3 separate regions of the Homo sapiens genome follow, and regions 1 and 3 are each linked to region 2. A link is a contact called in ENCODE Hi-C or POLR2A ChIA-PET data. All regions are on one chromosome and are shown on one strand. Each heading gives the region's core, a stretch centred on a gene start or an enhancer-like site at or near the end of the contact. The rest is flanking DNA. Distances are from core to core; before and after follow the strand shown.

What was found. A loop is a pair of places that touch in the nucleus more often than their neighbours do. ChIA-PET counts read pairs that join two places held with the same protein, here RNA polymerase II (POLR2A). Pooled maps may share reads with other maps.
Region 1: a loop to region 2 is called in a pooled map, with 10 times the contacts of the local background. The contact joins the promoter of GFER here to the promoter of JPT2 in region 2. A Hi-C loop is called at or near these places in 5 of 50 pooled maps. POLR2A ChIA-PET finds 5 or more read pairs at or near these places in 6 of 52 experiments (B cell, MCF 10A, WTC11 and 3 more).
Region 3: a map of CD8-positive, alpha-beta T cell shows a loop between it and region 2 (12-fold over the local background). The contact joins the promoter of UQCC4 here to the promoter of JPT2 in region 2. A Hi-C loop is called at or near these places in 4 of 168 maps with a recorded cell type or tissue (CD4-positive, alpha-beta T cell, CD8-positive, alpha-beta T cell and naive thymus-derived CD4-positive, alpha-beta T cell), 13 of 37 single-sample maps with no recorded cell type and 15 of 50 pooled maps. POLR2A ChIA-PET finds 5 or more read pairs at or near these places in 12 of 52 experiments (CD4-positive, alpha-beta T cell, CD4-positive, alpha-beta memory T cell, CD8-positive, alpha-beta T cell and 7 more).

What each region holds. Positions count from the first base shown.
Region 1 is chr16:1,982,868-1,987,071 of GRCh38, reverse strand. It overlaps GFER (growth factor, augmenter of liver regeneration), which reads right to left and starts at 2,879. Exons shown (of 3, transcript NM_005262.3): 1 at 2,596-2,879; 2 at 2,129-2,325; 3 at 1-1,206. The coding sequence starts at 2,853. The coding sequence ends at 1,044. TBL3 (transducin beta like 3) reads right to left here. Exons shown (of 22, transcript NM_006453.3): 22 at 4,143-4,204. RefSeq lists silencers at 2,588-3,127, 4,148-4,204.
Region 2 is chr16:1,675,385-1,679,925 of GRCh38, reverse strand. JPT2 (Jupiter microtubule associated homolog 2) reads right to left here and starts at 1,647. Exons shown (of 5, transcript NM_144570.3): 1 at 1,570-1,647. The coding sequence starts at 1,613. CRAMP1 (cramped chromatin regulator 1) reads right to left here. Exons shown (of 21, transcript NM_020825.4): 21 at 2,018-4,541. RefSeq lists silencers at 1,231-1,590, 1,621-2,020 and an enhancer at 1,155-1,790.
Region 3 is chr16:1,418,908-1,423,070 of GRCh38, reverse strand. It overlaps UQCC4 (ubiquinol-cytochrome c reductase complex assembly factor 4), which reads left to right and starts at 2,324. Exons shown (of 2, transcript NM_001272051.2): 1 at 2,324-2,379; 2 at 2,459-3,319. The coding sequence starts at 2,348. The coding sequence ends at 2,825. RefSeq lists enhancers at 1,632-2,034, 1,324-2,177, 2,151-2,310, 2,561-2,610, 2,621-2,690 and 1 more.

The DNA of each region.
Region 1 (4,204 bases), core at 1,630-4,129, 310 kb before region 2:
CGGCTTCCTCCCCACCCCTCCTGTTCCACCCTTACCTGCCTCATCCCAGCTCAGCAGCCAGAGGACCCTTCAAAGCCACATCACTCCATGCCATCCCCTGGCTCCAAACCCGCCAAGAACTTCCTGTCAGGGGAACTAGGGGTAGAAGCCATGGCTTTGCTGGGGCCTTGGAGACCTCGTGCCGTCTGGCCTCCCAGTACTCCTACATCAGCTACTCTGGCCCCCCTGCCCCAACCAATCAACGTCCTTGCTGTTCCTGGCTCACTCTCACCCTGTGGTCTCTCTCTCCTGAGGAACCAGGACCCCAGCAGGAAATGCAGCTGAGCACAGAGGGATGGAACAAGCCCTGTCTACTGCTTTATTAAGCCCCAGCAGAAAATATACTGAAGCCAGGTTCTCAGTCACTTCAGCGTTTCATTTGGGCTTCAAACTCTGATGAAGTGAGCCCCACGAATCCCCTGTGGACAGGCATGACACAACGCTGGCAGGCATGTGCCAGGCAGGGAGAGGGTAGGATGGCTGGTGGACCCTCAGAAAGACCCGACCTGAGCTTTCCCTGTAGGGACTGAGCAGAGTGGAGAATTGAGCCCCCTAAAGTGAGCAGCACAGAGCCATGGGGGGCAGGGGCATCCCTGGCTGCATAGTGGGAAGGCAATGGCCTGGCCGCCAGGGACAGGCACAGGGATGCCCAGCCAGGCCCGCTGTCTTCCCGTGTGAGGAGTGAGGCGCCAGGGTATGCGGTGGGCAGGAAGCTACATCCTGAATGTCAAGGGGCAGCCCAGGCTGCTCCTCCTTCCCTCCCCTGCAGTTCAGCTGCAGCTCCTTGGGGTCTCCACTGAGGAGGGGGCCAGTGGGTACCTGCTGTGGGCACCTCCACTTCTGCTCCAAACCTAAGAGGGGCAGGGCAGGTCCCCACAGGCAGTGTCCTGGGGACCACCCAACTGAGACACAACAGGCTCTGGCTGTGATGCACTTTAATGAGTGCCCTGCCCCTATCCAACCATGCCTGGCTAGCTGTCCCATGAGCTCTGGCTGACCACCCTCTAGTCACAGGAGCCATCCTTCCAGCCGTCGCGCCAGCGCTCATCCACTTTTGAGCAGTCGAAGTCAGGCTTGCCCAGCTTGCGGTTCACTTCATTGTGCAGGTGGCACAGCCACTGTGTGAAGCATGCCCGGGTGCGGGTGTCTGGGTGGTTCCTGCACAGCCTGTGTAGGGAGAGCAGGTAAAGAATGAGAGGACGCAGCGGCTCCACTGCCCCTGCCAGTTCCCTGTCTGCTGTCAAGGAAGGAGAGCTGGGGCACTGCTGTGAACTACACCTGGGAGTGCCCTTATGCTCCAAGGTACAGGCACTCCCAGAACAGGGCTGACCCTGCAGCTCCCCGGGTGTGATGAACTCCCAGGGCTGCGCAAACACCCACCTGGACAGCTTGGCAAACTCCAACGAGGCCTCAAGGCAACACATTACAGCACAGACCTGGCAATTTTATAAGCTCCTAACACCCAGGAAGCGGCATCCAGTGTCCCTGGCCTCAGGCAGAGTGTGGCCTGGGTGGGGCTGGGCACAGCCTTGTAACTGAAAACTGGACTTGTTTCTTAGCATCTGAGGGCAGGCCCTGGTGCGTCAGTTCAGCAAGAGACTTCATTCTAACTGACCAGCCTTATAGCAACAATGGCGGCTCTACCCTATACATCTGGCCTAGAAACACCTGCAAGGGCCAGTGCTGGCTCTTGGATCCCTCAGTGAGGAAGAGATGGCTCTTGGGAGCAAAAGCAGTGGATTTCCAAGATTTTAAAACCAGAAGTCCTACTCTAGAAGTCAGGCAAAGTGGAGTCTTCCCTAACTTGCGGGAAACCGCCTTCAGTGCCAGACAAGGCAGGGAATCCCTTCCTGGAAGCCCTGTGGCTGTGGCAGGAGCAGTACCCAGCAGCAGATCCCGACAGCTTGGCTTCTGAGACGAGAGGAGGAGGCTCAGATAGCCCCAGTCCTCACCTGTTGGAGGTCCCTGCTCCTCAGCAAACTTCTGCCACCTCTGCATCCGTTTCTCTACGTTCCCCGCTATAACGTCAGCCAGGAGCCCCAGGCCCAGGCTCCAGTGCAAAGCTCTGCTGCGTGCAAACACATCTTACCTTTTTCTTAGGTCTTCAGCACACTCCTCACAGGGGTAAAACTTAGAAAATAAATGTATGAACTGGGCCATGTCTTGCTGCTGTTCTGGGGTGGGCAGGTCGGGGTAGTAGGCGGCCAGGGTGTGGAGGACAGCCCAGCTGTGGCGGCCCAGTTCCTCGCGATCCGGCGGGCAGTCCTCCCTAAACTTGGTGTCCCGCTGCGGAAGCAGGCCGACCGAGAGTGAGTTCATTCTCCGAACAAAGGCGCCCAAAGCTCCCCACTGTACGGCCCAGCCGGTGGCCCACTGGACTCCGGCCAAAGTCCTGCAGACGATCCAACCCACGCGCGGATGAAGGCTGTAAGGCCGGGCCTACCCGGGGGGCAAGGTTCAGGGACAGGCAACCCTGGGAAGCTCTGCCGGGGTACCTGGGCGGGGGCGGGGACAGGGGCTGCGCGGGGCTGGGAGAAATCGGGCAGGGAACTGCACCTTCTGCTGCGTCCGCATCCACGTCTTGAAGTCGACGCAGGCCCGGCACGGCCGCCTCCGGGAGGCGTCCTCGGCGACAGGAGAATCGGAGGTCGGCGCCTGGGCTGGCGTCGAGGCCGAGGCGGCCGCGTCTCTCCGCCCCGCGCCCCGGCCCCGCGCGTCGGTCGCCAGGTCGTCCATCATCTCGGAGCGCGCGCCCCCCGGCAGGAAGAAGAGGTTCCCGCCGTGGAAGCGGCCCCGCTCGCCGGGCGCCGCCATGTTGCCCGCGCAAGGCCTGCCGGGTCAGCTCGGCCTCCAGATGAGCCTCCAGGTCAGCCTCCAGGCCAGCGCGCGGCCACAGGAGCCGGAGGCGCGCGCCGTGCTCGCGGGGGCCGGGCCCGAGCCGGGGCTGGGGGCAGAGTCGGGGGCGGTGCCTGCTTGCGGGCCCGTGTGGAGGCGGAGCCAGAGGCCGCGGCGCTGGCCGGGCCCGAGGACAGGGGCGGGGACGGAGCAGGAGGGTCGGACCCTGCTGGCGCCCTCAGGCGTCGATCCGCGGCGCACGCAGGGGTTGCGCCGTCCGTGGCGGCCGTCCCGCTTTCTCCAGTAAAAGAGCAGTGTGTGGCGCAAGGTGCGCCTCGGCCGCGCTGTGGACCCGAGCTGACACCCAGGCAAAGTCCGTGTTGCGGCCCGCGACGTCCCCATCGCTCCGTTCTGAGTGTCCTGCGTGCCTGCGGCCAGGCTTTGTGCCCTCCGCTGAGGGGCGCGTCCACCCGCTGGCTGCCAAGCGCTCTCTCAACGCGGGCCGGGCGTGACCGCACAGATTGCGGCGCGCGCTAGGGTCCTGGGCTCTTGTCCCCTCCCTGGCGCCATGGCAACGGGCGTCTGGCAACGCAGGGCGCGGCGCGGCCGCAGAGGGTTGGCGCGTGCCTTGGGCTCCCTGGCGCCCCTCGCCGGCTGTCGCGGATCCTAGAGCCTGGGATGAGGGGTCGGGCTCCCGGTTGGAGCGGCCTCTGGGATTCCTGTGCCTCCTTGCGTTCATTTATCCATTCCGCTATTATTTGCGCAGTGACCGCTCTGTTCCAAGCGCTGTTCCAAGTGCTGGGCAGAGCAGGGAACACAATTCTGTTCCCTGACCTTCTCTGTTCATAATCCAGTGGTCAAGACAGGAAAAAAAAACAAGGACTCACACTCATAAATGTTCACGTACAAACTGGTGGGTCCATGCAAGGGTGTAGTAAATCTGGAAGGCCTCCTTGAGGAGGTGACCCTTTCTGAAGGATGAGGAATCAGCTGAGGAGCGCCTTCGAGACCAAGCCCAAGGTGGCAGGGTCTTGGCATTTTGCAGGAACAAAAACGCCAGTGGGACGCTAGGGAGGGTTGTAAGGTGGGAGGGGAGATCCAGGGACGGACAGGGGCCCACCAAAGACTTGGTCGGCAGCTTCGGGGATTGGGAATTTATTATAACGGTAGGAGGGAAGATGCTAGACAGTTTTGGGCAAGGTTACCCAATCTGATCCCATTTCAGTTTGCTGCAGATTCCGCTGGCTATCATATGGGGAGTGGATTTCTTTTTTTTTTTTGAGACAGGGTCTTGTTCCGTTACCCAGGGTGGAGTGCAGTGGCGCGATCT
Region 2 (4,541 bases), core at 398-2,897:
CACCCCACACCCGGCTAATTTTTTCGTATTTTTAGTAGAGACGGGGTTTCACCGTGTTGGCCAGGATGGTCTCGATCTCCTGATCTCGTGGTCCACCTGCCTCGGCCTCCCCAAGTGCCGGGATTACAGCCGTTGAGTCACTGCACCCTGCCACGGGTAATTATTTGGTTACAAGTATTACTGAATACTGACCTAACTCCCTCAAATCTAAAGGGTTTTTTTTTTTTTTGAGACGGAGTCTTGCTCTGTCGTACAGGCTGGAGTGCAGTGGCATTATCTTGGCTCGCTGCCACCTCTGCCTCTGGGTTCAAGTGATTCTCCTGTCTCAGCCTCTCCAAGTAGCTGGGACTACAGGCACACACCACCACGCCTGGCTAATTTTTGCATTTTTAGTAGAGACGGGGGTTTCACCATGTTGGCCAGGCTGGTCTCGAACTCTTGACCTCACGTGACTCGCCCACCTCAGCCTCCCAAAGTGCCGTGATTACAGGTGTGAGCCACCACGCCCGGCCAATCTAAAGGGTTTTTATTTTTAGCAAGTTGGAGCAATTCTTTTACTTAGTATTTATTCAATATAGTATTTGTCTTCACTTGATCATAGCCAAAAGGCTGAGAAGCAATATAGTATTGGTCTTAACAGTCATGGCACACATATTCTCTTCTACTTCTCTGGCGAGGCTGTGCCACAGAGGGGCTCATCATACAGAAAACCTCAGGCATCTGAAGACCCAAACTTCACAATGCAAGTTTACTGCTCAAGTGGCACGAAAGACCTTGTAAGCTCTGTCCCTCTAATTCATGCGAGTCCCAATACCCAAAGAGTGCTTTAAAAGTTCAAAAACATAAGAAAAGTGTGCTCAGTGTTCCTGGCTATTAAAGCTGAGTCAGGATATCTTCGTCCCAATCCACTTCTTCCTACAGCGAAGCCCAGGAGCGCCATCCACCTTCCCAGGAGATAGAACTGACTCTTCCCCAGACGCCCTGGCACTTTCCAAAGGAAGTGGACTCACATGAACTAGTGGAAGCGCGGCCATGGGCAGGGCACAGGCCACACACACACCAGGGACACGGGCACACGGCCACACGCACAGGAGCGGGGGCATGGCCAGACACCCCCCACGAACACATCGCCGCACACCCCTTAGGGACACCCCCCCGGGAACATGGACACGCATCCCACAGACAAAATGGGCCGCACCCACGGGCACACCCCGCCCCCAGGAAACCCCCCACGGAACGCACCACACGGAACGCGGGCGCCCAGGCGCGAGGGAGCGCAGCCCGCCCTCCACACAGCTTTGTTCCCAGAGCCCGGGCGCCCCTCCCCGCCCTCGGCCTCGGTCGCGGGCAGCTCTCCACAGCCCGGGCCTCAGCGAGCGGCCCCTCGGGCTTCGGGCCTCGGTCTGGCGGCGGCGCAGAAAGGCGGGCGGCGGCCCCGAGGGCCTCTGTGAGGTCGCCCTGCCCCCCAACCCCACCCCAACCCCACACGGCTGGTGGACGCCCTGGGCTGGCCCGCTCCCGCCACGTGGTCGCGCTATCCGCCCGCCTCCCGTGTGCCCCGCGCCGCACCTGGAGCCGGCGCGGCCGCCCTCGCTATCCGGGACCTGGAACATGTCGACCGCCGCCACCCTCAGCTCGCCGCGCGCCGTTCCCGCCCGCCCAGCGCAGGTACTCAAGGCCGCCCGCCAGCGCCCATTGGGCGCCAAGACGCCAATCATCCCTCCGCAGCCTATCTCAGCGCGGCCACCGCCCCTCACGCCCACCCCCGACGACTTAGGCTTTGAACGGTCGGCGCCGCGCCCGCAGCCGATTGGGGAAGGCGACGCCGCTCGCGGAGGTGGGAGCTCGCATTGGGCGGCGGGCCGGGCGGGCCCTGGGACGGCCGCGCCCTCGGGAGGAAGCCCGGTCTGCGGGAGCCCGCGAGCCGACCGCGGGGCCGCACCTGGGCCGCACCTGCCCGACCAGGGACTGCGGGCATGGGCGCGCGGCCCTGAAGAACAGGCACAAACGACAGTCCTTAGATCAACATTAGTATGTATTTATGCACAATAAAAACATTTACAAGTTGAACTGGAAATTTAAACAGAAGTTTAACAGCTCTTATTATATTAAATAACCAAAACACCTTTTATTCCCAAAATTGGTAAAGAATAAATAATATAATTTACAATATGGTACAAAAAATAACCAGGAAAGGCAGGCATTCTGCTTTATACATACACTGTATATGCATATTTATAATCTATAAAACAAATTCATATCTGAAACGAGCGGAGGCCTCGCTATGGCTTAACCGAGTAAGAGAGAGAAGGGGAGCGGGGCGCGGGAGGCAGGGCCAGGGGCTGGGCTCCCCACACCTCACCCACCCCAAGGACACGCAGCCACTGTGACATCAGGAGAGCGCTGACAGCCGCGAAGGGTGTGCTGTGGGTTTTTTTCCTTCGTTGTAAATTACTCTTTCCTTGCTTTCTTTTTTTAACTTGAGACCCAGTTTCGCTCTTCTTGCCCAGGCTGGAGTGCACTGGCGCGATCTCGACTCACTGCAACCTCCGCCGCTGAGGTTCAAGTGATTCTCCTACCTCAAGTCTCCTCAGTAGCTGGGATTATGGGCATGCGCCACCACGCCCGGCTAATTCTGTACTTTTAGTAGAGACAGGGTCTCTCCATGTTAGTCAGGGTGGTCTCATACTCCCCACCTCAGGTGATCCGCCCGCCTCGGCCTCCCAAAGTGCTGGGATTACAGGCGTGAGCCACTGCGCCCGGCCTCCTTCCTTGTTTTCTTAAGACAAAGTGCTGTATTTCCTGACAAATGCATCGGCTAGAGCTCAAGGTTTAAAGAGAAAACACAACTGTCTTCCTCCTCCCTCATTCCCGGTGTCTTATGCCCCACAACTTTCTTTGCAGAAGAAATTTTGAATTCAATGCTGTGATCTAATTAAAGATGCTATTAAACTAAAAAGGTTATCCACCAGAAATGAGGCCACGGCCTCTCATGCCCAGAACCTGGAGGTGCGGCAAAGCAAGGAGGCCAACCGCGGAAACGCCGCCAACACCCCACTCCCTGAGCTGGCACCCTACAGCTACAAGACACAGAAGGACAAAACAGCCAGGAAGCCACGAACTAGGCATCCCCCGAGGCACGCAATGCCCGCTTATCACTGCACATCCACAACAGAATTGAGGCCAGAGGACTAACTTCCCTGGACCACAGATGCTCTGTCCCAATCTCCAGAAAAGACGAATCAACAGAAAGATCCCAGGCAACGTCAGAGGGATTCAGGAAAGCTTTTTCTAAGAAACTGATCTCATCTTAATTACAGCATGCTCAAATGCACAAAGGAAGCCACAGGCTCATACTTAGACGATCACCGCTTCTGTTGGAAAGGCAGAAGATGCAGGAAGTCTCTGTTTGGATCTTTTGAAAATTCCAGCCTTTAACAGTTGCCTATGTTTGCACATAAATATTCATTTAGGCCAGAAGAAAATGTATCCATTGTTTTTCTGCAACAAATGACACCATTTTCCCTTAATGTGGCAAGCAAATGCGTATCACCTGTCTAGTTACTAGAGAAGCAGAATCCTCTAGAACTCTTGTCAGCTTTATTACAGGAGAGGAGTCAGCCCGTCCTCCTCCCTAACCCATCTCCCCACTGGATGGCAATGGCTGCAGTTGGCTGCTCCCAGGAGTCTACGCTGGAGAACCAAGTGGTAGGTGCTGTCTAAAGAGCCTACGAAAGCAGACTCTGACCTCCAAAACTTCACCCCACTGAGTTGTCAGGGGCTAACAGGTACCCTGACAGGCAGTTCACAAACCCTCCTGTCCCTGGCACAGTGCACACAGCTCAGTGCTGTTGGGACTTGGCATCTCTGGTCTAGCCTGTGGGAGTATGAGAAAGCTAGCAGTGGCCTGAACTCGGCCTGGTATCCTAACCCTCTAGAGACGCAGCAAAGCCAGATGCCCAGAGGGAGATCTCCTTGTCTTCTCTGGCTCAATGAGATGCTAATTTTGGAAGCTGGTATACGTAGCACAAAACACAAGCTAGTGTAAAGATGCTGTAGTTCAAACACTGCTGTCTCTCTCCTAATCAAGTGGCATGTTTCTTTTTTCACCCCTAAGAGGTTTGGGACTGTTTGCTTAAGATCTCATGTCAATGTCTGAAGGAGGGAAGCCAGCTCAGGCAAGAGCTCTAAGAAAAACTCGTGAGACAAAAGAAGGAAGCTCTTGCCTGGAAGTTCACTGTCCTCTCCACGTCCTCCCAGTGGTGCAGTACACGGCCTGCCTGTGGTCTACAGTGGCTGTGGTGGGCTGGCAAGACTGCAGGACGGAGGGCGTCCACATGCTTGTCCACACCAAAGGCCTTTCCCTCCTCTTTTCACCTTCTCCATTGTGGATGGGGAGAGAAGCAGTGGAGGGGCCAGGGCTGGCCTTGAGGGCTGCAGCGTGCCACACATGTGGGGGAAGAGGAATGGTGGGGAGGAGGGAGAGTAGGTCCAAGGGGGTTAGGAAAGCACAATCAATCCCGGCTGCTGCGGGGGATGAA
Region 3 (4,163 bases), core at 1,075-3,574, 260 kb after region 2:
GTGGCTCACCTCCCAGCACGTTGGGAGGCCAAGGTGGGCAGATCACCTGAGGTCAGGAGTTTGAGACCAGCCTGGCCAACATGGGGAAAACCCATCTCTACTAAAAACACAAAAAAATTAGTTGGGTGTGGTGGTGCCCACATGTAATCCCAGCTACTTGGGAGGCTGAGGCCGGAGAATCGCTTGAACCCGGGAGGCAGAAGTTGCAGTGAGCCTAGATCCCACCATTGCACTCCAACCCTGGCGATGAGAATGAAACTCCTCCTCAATAAATAAATAAGTAAATAAATAAAGGCTGGGCGTGGTGGCTCACGCCTATAATCCCAGCACTTTTAGAAGCCAAGGCCGGCGGATCACCTGAGGTCAGGAGTTCGAGACTAGCCTGGCTAACATGGTGAAACCCCGTCTCTACTAAAAATACAAAAATTAGCCAGGCTTGGTGGTGGGCGCCTGTGGTCCCAGCCAGTCAGGAAGCTGAGGTGGGAGAATCACTTGAGCCCGGGAGGCAGAGGTCTAAGTGCCGAATGGGTTCAACTTGCCTGCTGCCTAGAGAGAGCCAATTTATCAAGACAGGGGGAGTGCAATAGAGAAGGAGTAATTCACGCAGAGCTGGCTGTGCGGGACACAGGAGTTCTATTATTACTCAAATCAGTCAGCCGGAGCATTTGGGGATAGGAATTTTTAAAGATAATTTGGAGGGTAGAGGCTTGGGAAGTGGGGAGTGCTGGTTGGTCAGGTTGGAGATGGACTCACGTTCAGACTCTTCTGTTCCTGGCGGGCATGGCAGAACCGGTTGGGCCAGATGACCGGTCTGGGTGGTACCAGCTGATCCATCCAGTGCACGCTCTGCTAAATATTTCAGGCACTGATCTTTGAGCTTAGGTTTTTGTTGTTGTTGTGCTTTTTGAGACAGAGTCTTGCTCCGTCACCCAGGCTGGAGCACAATGGCATGATCTTGGCTCACTGCAACTTCCACCTCCAGGGTACAAGCGATTCTTCTCCTTCAGCTTCCCAAGTAGCTGGAACTACAAGCGAGCGCCACCACCCCAGGCTACTTTTTGTATTTTTAGTAGAGACAGGGTTTCACCATACTGGCCAGGCTGGTCTCAAACTCCTGACCTCGTGATCCACCCGACTTGGCCTCCCAAAGTGCTGGGATTACAGGCGTGAGCCACCACACCCGGCCTGATCTTAGATTTTACAATAGTGATGTTATCCCCAGGAGCAATTTGGGGAGGTTCAGACTCTTTTTTTTTTTCAGACTGAGCCTCGCTCTGTCGCCCAGGCTGGAGTACAGTGGCTCCATCTCGGCTCACTGCAACCTCTGCCTCCCAGGTTCAAGCGATTCTCCTGCCTCAGCCTCCCGAGTAGCTGGGACTACAGGCGCCCGCCACCACGCCCGGCTAATTTTTTGTATTTTTAGTAGAGACAGGGTTTCATCGTATTAGCCAGGATGGTCTCGATCTCCTGACCTCATGATCTGCCCGCCTCGGCCTCCCAAAGTGCTGGGATTACAGGCGTGAGCCACGGCGCCCGGCCAATTTCTAATTTTGCAGCTGATTTATTAGTCCTGCAAAGGCAGACTGGTCTTCAGGCAAGACGGGGGTTTTTTCTGGAAAGGGCTGTTGACTTTGATTCAGAGTGAAACCATGAACTGAAATCCTTCCCAAAGTTAGCTCTGCCCACGCCCAGGAATGAACCAGGACAGCTTAAGGGTGGGAAGCACGACGGAGCCCCTTAGGTCTCATCTCTTCCACTGTCATTTCCTCAGTGATAATTTTTGCAAAGGCGGTTTCAGAGGCCGCAGTGACGTGAGATCGCGCCACTGCACTCCAGCCTGGGCGACAGAGAGAGTCCCTGTCTCACGAAAAGAACTAAACGGAAAAAAAAAAAAAAAAAAAATAGGGCGGTGCCACGGCCTTCGGGGAAGCCGGCAGAGAGGTGCGGGCGCCCAGCCCAGGGCAGGCGGGCAGGGCTGAGGGCGCGGATCCCCAACCAGGCCCCGCGCACCTTCATGACGGTTCAGAACTGCTCCGAGGCAAACTCAGACAACTCTCTGAGGACAACGTCCGCCCCCGCGGCGCCCGCCTCTCTTCGGGGCCAGGGACCGGGGTGTCGGTCCTATTCGAAAGGGACGGAGAACTACATTTCCCGGCATGCCATCGCGCACTCCGGGCCTGCGACGGAAAGAGCTCTTCGCAGCCGAACGTCATTTCCGCTGCGCTACTGGGACCACGTTCTGTAGTCGTGAGCGGAGGCCTGGTATGGCGCCCGGTTTCCGGTTTCCGGCGACGGAAGTGACGCTATCACGGCGCGCCAAGGCGTCAGTCGAGGAGTCAAGGCAGCAATGAATCGTGTCTTGTGTGCCCCGGCGGCCGGGTGAGCTCCTCAAGGTCTCGGAGGGCCGAGGGCAGACACCGGCGGGCGGGCGGAGCGCTTACTGCTCTCTCTCTTCCAGGGCCGTCCGGGCGCTGAGGCTCATAGGCTGGGCTTCCCGAAGCCTTCATCCGTTGCCCGGTTCCCGGGATCGGGCCCACCCTGCCGCCGAGGAAGAGGACGACCCTGACCGCCCCATTGAGTTTTCCTCCAGCAAAGCCAACCCTCACCGCTGGTCGGTGGGCCATACCATGGGAAAGGGACATCAGCGGCCCTGGTGGAAGGTGCTGCCCCTCAGCTGCTTCCTCGTGGCGCTGATCATCTGGTGCTACCTGAGGGAGGAGAGCGAGGCGGACCAGTGGTTGAGACAGGTGTGGGGAGAGGTGCCAGAGCCCAGTGATCGTTCTGAGGAGCCTGAGACTCCAGCTGCCTACAGAGCGAGAACTTGACGGGGTGCCCGCTGGGGCTGGCAGGAAGGGAGCCGACAGCCGCCCTTCGGATTTGATGTCACGTTTGCCCGTGACTGTCCTGGCTATGCGTGCGTCCTCAGCACTGAAGGACTTGGCTGGTGGATGGGGCACTTGGCTATGCTGATTCGCGTGAAGGCGGAGCAGAATCTCAGCAGATCGGAAACTGCTCCTCGCCTGGCTCTTGATGTCCAAGGATTCCATCGGCAAGACTTCTCAGATCCTTGGGGAAGGTTTCAGTTGCACTGTATGCTGTTGGATTTGCCAAGTCTTTGTATAACATAATCATGTTTCCAAAGCACTTCTGGTGACACTTGTCATCCAGTGTTAGTTTGCAGGTAATTTGCTTTCTGAGATAGAATATCTGGCAGAAGTGTGAAACTGTATTGCATGCTGCGGCCTGTGCAAGGAACACTTCCACATGTGAGTTTTACACAACAACAAATGAAAATAAATTTTAATTTTATAATATGGGATTAGATGATTCCCTTTTTTTGCATCTAGTTTTTAAAAAGGGGGTATTTGGGCAGCTATTGTTTTTTATTTTAATCTCTTCTTGTTTACCAGAGCACGTAAGTTAGTTGCACCAGCAGCTATTTTTAAAAGTTTCCTTTTCCGGTCGGGCGCGGTGGCTGACGCCTGTAATCCCAGCACTTTGGGAGGCTGAGGCGGGCGGATCACGAGGTCAGGAGATCGAGACCATCCTGGCCAACACGGTGAAACCCTGTGTCTACTAAAAAATACAAAAAATTAGCCGGGCGTGGTGGCGGGCCCCTGGAGTCCCAGCTACTCCGGAGGCTGAGGCAGGAGAATGGCGTGAACCCTGGAGGCGAAGCTTGCAGTGAGTCGAGATCGCGCCACTGCACTCCAGCCTGCACGACAAAGCGAGACTCCGTCTCAAAAAAAAAAAAAAAGTTTCGTTTTCCTTTTTTTTTTTTTTTCCAGAGTGGGAACTGAGGAAAGAAACCTACATATATATTACCGAATAGTACCAGAAATGAGGAACTTTTGCAGTTTTCTGCAAAACTTTTTAAGCAAGGCAACCATTTTCTGAGTAGAATACAACTAGTGAGTATTTCTTTTCACAAATGATGGGCACTATTTTGGGTTACCTAAGTGATTGTTTTTTGTTTTTTTGTTTTGTTTTGTTTTGTTTTTATTTTTGAGACAGGGTCTCACTCTGTCTCCCAGACTGGAGTGCAGTGGCACAATTTTGGCTCACTGCAACCTCTTGTCTCCTGGGTTCAAGCAGTTCTTCTGCCTCAGCCTCCCGAGTAGCTAGAACTACAGGCTTGTGCCACCACACCCGGATAATTTTTA